Regions from separate parts of the Homo sapiens genome. Here region 1 is linked to region 2. A link is an interaction called in ENCODE POLR2A ChIA-PET data of the cell type or tissue named here. Cell type or tissue: MCF 10A. All regions are shown on one strand. Each heading gives the region's core, and the rest is flanking DNA. Links, peaks and the distances in the headings are about the cores only.

Evidence for each region. ChIA-PET counts read pairs that join two places held together with the same protein. Peaks named below come from ENCODE experiments on the same cell type or tissue, not always from the same donor. Only the 100,000 strongest peaks of a DNase experiment are listed, where the experiment ranks them.
Region 1: POLR2A ChIA-PET joins it to region 2 with 10 read pairs; 2 of 35 experiments call an interaction of 5 or more read pairs at or near these places.

Annotation. Positions count from the first base shown.
Region 1 is chr14:37,033,746-37,036,665 of GRCh38, forward strand. All of the region lies in intron 1 of SLC25A21 (solute carrier family 25 member 21), which reads right to left. Among named protein-coding and RNA genes, the nearest start is that of MIR4503, 83 kb to the left of the region's middle. In MCF 10A, for the core only: no CTCF peak of the experiment used is centred there; a DNase peak (open chromatin) is centred at 1,406.
Region 2 is chr14:37,115,666-37,118,585 of GRCh38, forward strand. The region is part of intron 1 of SLC25A21 (solute carrier family 25 member 21); the gene reads right to left. Among named protein-coding and RNA genes, the nearest start is that of SLC25A21-AS1, 55 kb to the right of the region's middle. In MCF 10A, for the core only: a CTCF peak has its summit at 2,089; DNase peaks (open chromatin) are centred at 1,476 and 2,036.

The DNA of each region.
Region 1 (2,920 bases), core at 146-2,645, 82 kb before region 2:
TAGCTTGACTGGGAAGAGGGTACGTGGATGGTTGAGGATTAGAAAGGTGCCAAATTATTCAGATTTTTAATTTTTTTGATTAATAAAAATAACATTTACATCTCAAAGTTATAAAAGGAACTTGCTGTTACAGGTATTCCATGGTTTATTTTGGTAATGGATTTGATAAACCATTTGATTTCCAAGAAGCTGAACACTTGTGTTCCATTTAGCAATTTGGAATAAGGTTCCCAAATGGCACTATGATATTCTGGGATTCTGGGGAGGTCACAATTTTGCTTTTTTTTTTGAGATGGAGTCTCACTCTGTCGCCCAGGCTGGAGTGCAGTGGCGCAATCTCGGCCCACTGCAACCTCTGCCTCCCGGGTTCAAGCAATTCTCCTGCCTCAGCTTCCTGAGTAGCTGGTACTACAGATGCCTGCCACTACGCCCAGCTAATTTTTTGTATTTTTAGTAGAGACAGGGTTTCATCATGTTGGCCAGGCTTGTCTCGAATTCCTGACGTTCAAGTGATCCACCCACCTCAGCCTCCCAAAGTCCTGGGATTATAGGCATGAGCCACCGTGCTTGGCCTATTTTATAATTTATTAGAGAGAATAAACCCACTATAAAGGATGAAACTCTTTGGATGATCGTTCTCTGTCTGATCGTATATGGGATAAAGTCCATCCAAAATCACTTGGGCACTGAGAAACCTCTGCTATCTTATCTGGATCCACTTTTGTACTTTGTATTTTACCTCTAGTTCACTTTCTCCGTTCCCACTCCCACTCCAAAGGATCACCAATCCCCTGGGCTCATTAAATTTCTGGCTTGGATTATGTGGAGTGATTAATGGCAGTGGGCCTGGTACATGTGGAGGTCAGCGTGCTGAGCATCCTGCATGTCAGCGACAAAAACACCCGCGTGCATCCACCAACTCACTCTTCGCCTCCACAGCCACAATTTATTCATCCCAGAGTACACTCAACCATCTGCTATTTATTTTGTTTTCTTTAAGCATTATTTCCTTCAATTTGCTAAGCCAGGGCACAGGTGAAAAGTGGTAAGAAGCAAAGGGGAGCTGTTGTTGATGGACACAGGAGGGGTGAGTTGAGCTCCCCATGAGGAAGAGCATTCGGCTCCACAGAAAGGGCCTAACCGTATTGCTGAATACTTAAATCCCTGCCTAATAGGAGCATTTGGGCCAGGCCCAATCATAACTAGCTAAGGCTAGACTCCTGGGGTGAGGAGTGTAAAGCTGGTGAGTTTTAAGCATCCTTAATAGTAGCCCTGTAATAAACTGATGCTCTGAATCTTTGCTAGAGTCTGCACAAGACTGGGCTATAAATTTTACATTTGGCAAAGTGACTCATAAAGAAACACCCACCTGATTTCAGACACGCATTTTTGGCAGTCAGGGCACTTGCTAAATTAGCTATGGTTCTGTTTTTAGCTGCTTTCTTTCTCTGCTGAAAATACGATGATTCTATCTGGACAGTACAGTTTCACAACTCAGTCCTCTAGCGCTGCTTACTAGTCCATCTTTTGGACTGGGAAATACCGGAGTTTGCTTCCTTTTTAAGTGCCGAAAACACTGGAACACATTTTATTATTATCAGTTTTAATCTATAAGGTTCTGGCCCTGTGAGTTGTTTTCTTCACGAGAGTAGCTATAATAAATGGATTATCAAAATGCATTTGAGCTAACAATCTCTGTTATTACAGAGTGATAAAAACATAAAACCACTTTTTCATCAGGAAGAGGTGAAGTGTCTCTTGTCTGGGGAGGTCCAGTGTTGATTTGAGGAACTTGGGTCAAGCTGGTATTTGACCTTTGGCAGGAGGCTGCCCTGGGTCTTATATTCTCAACAAACTGGGCCCAAGACAATAGTGTGCTTTATAGCCCAGAGCCCGATCACTGTGTTTCTCCAAGGAAGACCTCAAGCTGAAAAGCCAACATGCCTGACAACCACCATCAAGGTACCAAGGGCATAAGCACTAGACACTGGAAAACAAATGGAAAAGCACACACAGCTACATCTGGAATCCTAATGGGCCGCCAATGGTTCCCAGCTAAAGGAAGAATTACCCATGTTATTTTATCATCCCTTGCGCTAACTTTGCTGTTTATGTACAGCAATAAATGATTTTTTAAAAACATATTTGGGTCATTATGTCATATACCACCAGCAAGTAAGGTTGTTTTATTGTGCTTGGAGTCAAAATACACTGCTATACCCAGATGTACGGGAAGTTTAAAAATCTCTTGTCCTTCTGTATTCATTTCTCTTGGACAAATGAGTTAAGTTTTTAAAAGGAAAATTGAGAATTTTTATGGCTTTTACTCCCACCTTGCCAGTAAAATTTGCACCAGTATTTTTCTACCCAGCAAAGGTGCCTGGCCAATGATAACACTAAATACAAATGCAGAAAGCCAAACATCTTCCAACCAACAGGAAATGCCAGAGATTTTTTTTTCCTTTTTTGGAACACTTTTAGCAAGTTGGATTCTTCTGCCAAGGCTGTGCTATAATCAAAAAGTAGCTGCAGATCAAGAATATGAAGTGAAACCTGGAGGTTCAAGCCAATTCTTCCCATACAATGATATGTGAATTTCTACCTTTATTTCTGCTTGCTGCAAGCAGTTTTAAATTTCACCTGCTCTATTAAGCCTTTTAACACACACAGTAAAACTTAGCGCAACATGTTACATTTTCTGAGTTAAAAAAAAAATTCCTGGCTGGGTGCGGTGTTTCACACCTAAAATCCTAGCACTTTGGGAGGCCGAGACAGGGTAGCTTGAGTCAGGGAGTTTGAGACCAGCCTGGTCAACATAGGGAGGACCCGTCTCTATTAAAATTTAAAGATAAATAAATAAAAATTCCAAAATGCCTAACCCTTTATCATAATGTGTTATTTTGCACACTCCACAATCAAT
Region 2 (2,920 bases), core at 190-2,689:
GAGAAAAGAATTAAGGAAATGTTCCTTAAAGAGAGGAGCAGCCTGAAACATATTCACAAGGCTAAAATACTGGTGAGACAACTAAAGCATGACCAAAACATCAACTTCAATGAATTGCTTCATTTCAAACTAGTATAAGATTTCATATATAGCAAGTGTAAAATATTTTAATTGAGCTAAAAACCAATGAATGTTTCAGATCCCATAACTGTAATATTCAGCACTTTGGCTAAAGTATTTAAAGATTAAACGTTTCTTCTACTTAAAAACTACATTAAGAATGAAAATACAAATAATACATTAAATAAAAATACATTTTAAAGAAATTCACATTATATTTATCTATGTAAAACTGAACTTGTCCCAGGGAACAATCCTGCTTTAACAGAAAGGATAAGAAAACTCAAAGAGTTTTGAAGTATTGGCTTTAAAAAAAAACAACTAAAACTTACTAAGCAAGAATAGTCATAAAATTTAAATCACTCAGCAAGCACTAAGCGAATACATGTTATATGTAAGACACTGTAAACTTCAATTTTCATAACACACAGCACATGTACAATACCCTCTCTCAAGATGAGCTTGGTACCACATATACAGACCTATGTCCCACTCCGGGTAGATAATCTTTCACTGGCCTCTTCTCAGTTGGAATTTACAATTTACTACCTTACAATGCATATACATTCACTTTGTGTGCATCTTACAACACTTAAGATACAATGGTACTACAAGGCATATTTGACTTTCTCTAACTTCAGCATTACATTTGAAGTCCTTGGACATGTTATTGAAAGCCCTTACTAGGCAGACCTTTCCAAACTAACCAGAACATATCCTTTTAATAAAAAATAATAGCTATGTTCTCATTTTCAAAGTTTGTGATTAAAACCTACAGTGAAAGAATCCAGCTGAGAAAAAATTTCCTTTTGGTTCAAAAAAAAATAATGTCATTAAATTTATCGGAACAATATGAAATGAAGATGTTGTTGTTGGGTCCTTCACTTATAATAGAAACCAAATATGCTTGCTGGCTTAGTTAAATCCACAAATTATTTGTCACATAACATTTCAACAACAATTTTGAACATATAAAAGTTAAGGTACCAAAGAAAATCCCACTGTCAATGATAATCAAACTAAACAACTACACATCTTTTTGTATGTGATTTAATTGCCCAGATTTCAAAGAAAGCCACATAATCTTATGAGTTAAAATATTTCTTTTTCTTATTTTAAGCATGGCAGGACAGCTTTTCAAAACATAACTTGTAGTATTGGGTGCCATTCCAACTACCAATTCAGATCCTTTGACATGGCGGCTCAGTTTGCTAATCTTGGCTTATACTTTTAAAAACAACTTACTACAACTTTACGTGGTAGCATTCTGTTTTTCTTATAGTTTATAGCTGAAAAATGTACTCTTTAATTACTCTTGATATTGACAAAGGGCACTGTGACTCATTTTATTTTTCAACATAGAGCTAAAAGGTACATGAATCATCCTTTTGAAATTTGGAATGCAGGCAAAACAGTGGCTGTGAATGGAGTCTAAGTAAATAATTCCTCTCATCATCTAAACTTTTTTTCAGGGCATCAGCACTAGAAAAAGTCATTTTCTTAGCAGTAGCTTATTGCCCTAAAAAAGAAATGGTGAAAAATTTATTCCCAGAGCACAGTTTATTTACCATAAGATGTGGCTCAGTAAAGTGTTTTGTATGTTGGAAATGTAAAGTTAATTCTTCCTGTCAAAGCCTTAGGAAAACAGGCACATCGTAAACATACTTTTGCATTTTAGAGCTGGCTCTCTTTATTTTAGAAGAGAGTTTTTTCTATACATCCCTTAAGTCGGCATTCTTAGATGTGTAGAAATGAGAATAAGTAATTTAATAGTATCCTGGTATGACAGATCTAATATAACATATACTAGAGTACGTTTTTCACTCTCCACATGGGAATACAAAGAGGGAGAGGGGGGAAGTGTAGAAAATAAAATCCCAAGAGATGAAACTGATACCTCTCTATGAAGAACTTTTAAGCTCCTTCAAATAGTGGGGTTAAGTCACTGCCAAGGCTCAATACTGCCATCTCCTTCCTAAATGCAGAAATACATAAGCAATCTGAGGATAAAAATACAGGATCACAAAGCAAAAAGTAGTTACTGGATACATAAAATTCACCAAACATAGTTTTTTTTTGTTTGTTTTTTTTTTTTGTCATTTTGGTAGGAAGTCCAATCACTAAAGATAGTTTAAAAACTTTATTAAATTAACAAATATTTTAAGACTACAAAATGATTCTTTTTTGTATGGATTCCCCTCCTCCCAAAAAGCTTAATTTATAGTTTAAATGATAATAGCCCTCCCCAGAAACTAAACCACCTTTGCAAAACTAATGAAAGGCCACCAAGTTAGGAGGATGGTAGGAACCCGAATTATACTAACGTACAGATGTAATGGATTACCAGCCATTATTCCAGAGGTCACAATATTTGCAGCTTCTCCAACCACTCCTGCAGATAACACCACTATTGTTAGAACCTAAGAATGGACTTTTGAGATGTCTTTTCAGGTTTTTGCATTTCTGACAACTGATGGCTCCACCCAGATCCACCAACAAGTCCTGTGGCCCCACCTAGAAGCAGACTCAGCAAACAGGAAGACCATTTTCCACAGCTCTGTGATTGTACCCCCAAACAATCAGCAGCTCCCATTCCCCAGCCACCTGCCTCCTCCCAACTATTTTTGAAAAACTCTAGCCTCCAAATTTTTAGGGAGGCTGATTTGAGTAATAATAAAACTCCGCTCTCCTGTTTAACTGGTTCTGAATATGTAAAGCTCTTTCTCTATTGCAGTTCCCCTGCCTTGATAAATTGGCTTTATCTGGGCAGTGGGTAAGAAGAACCCATTGAGTGGTTACA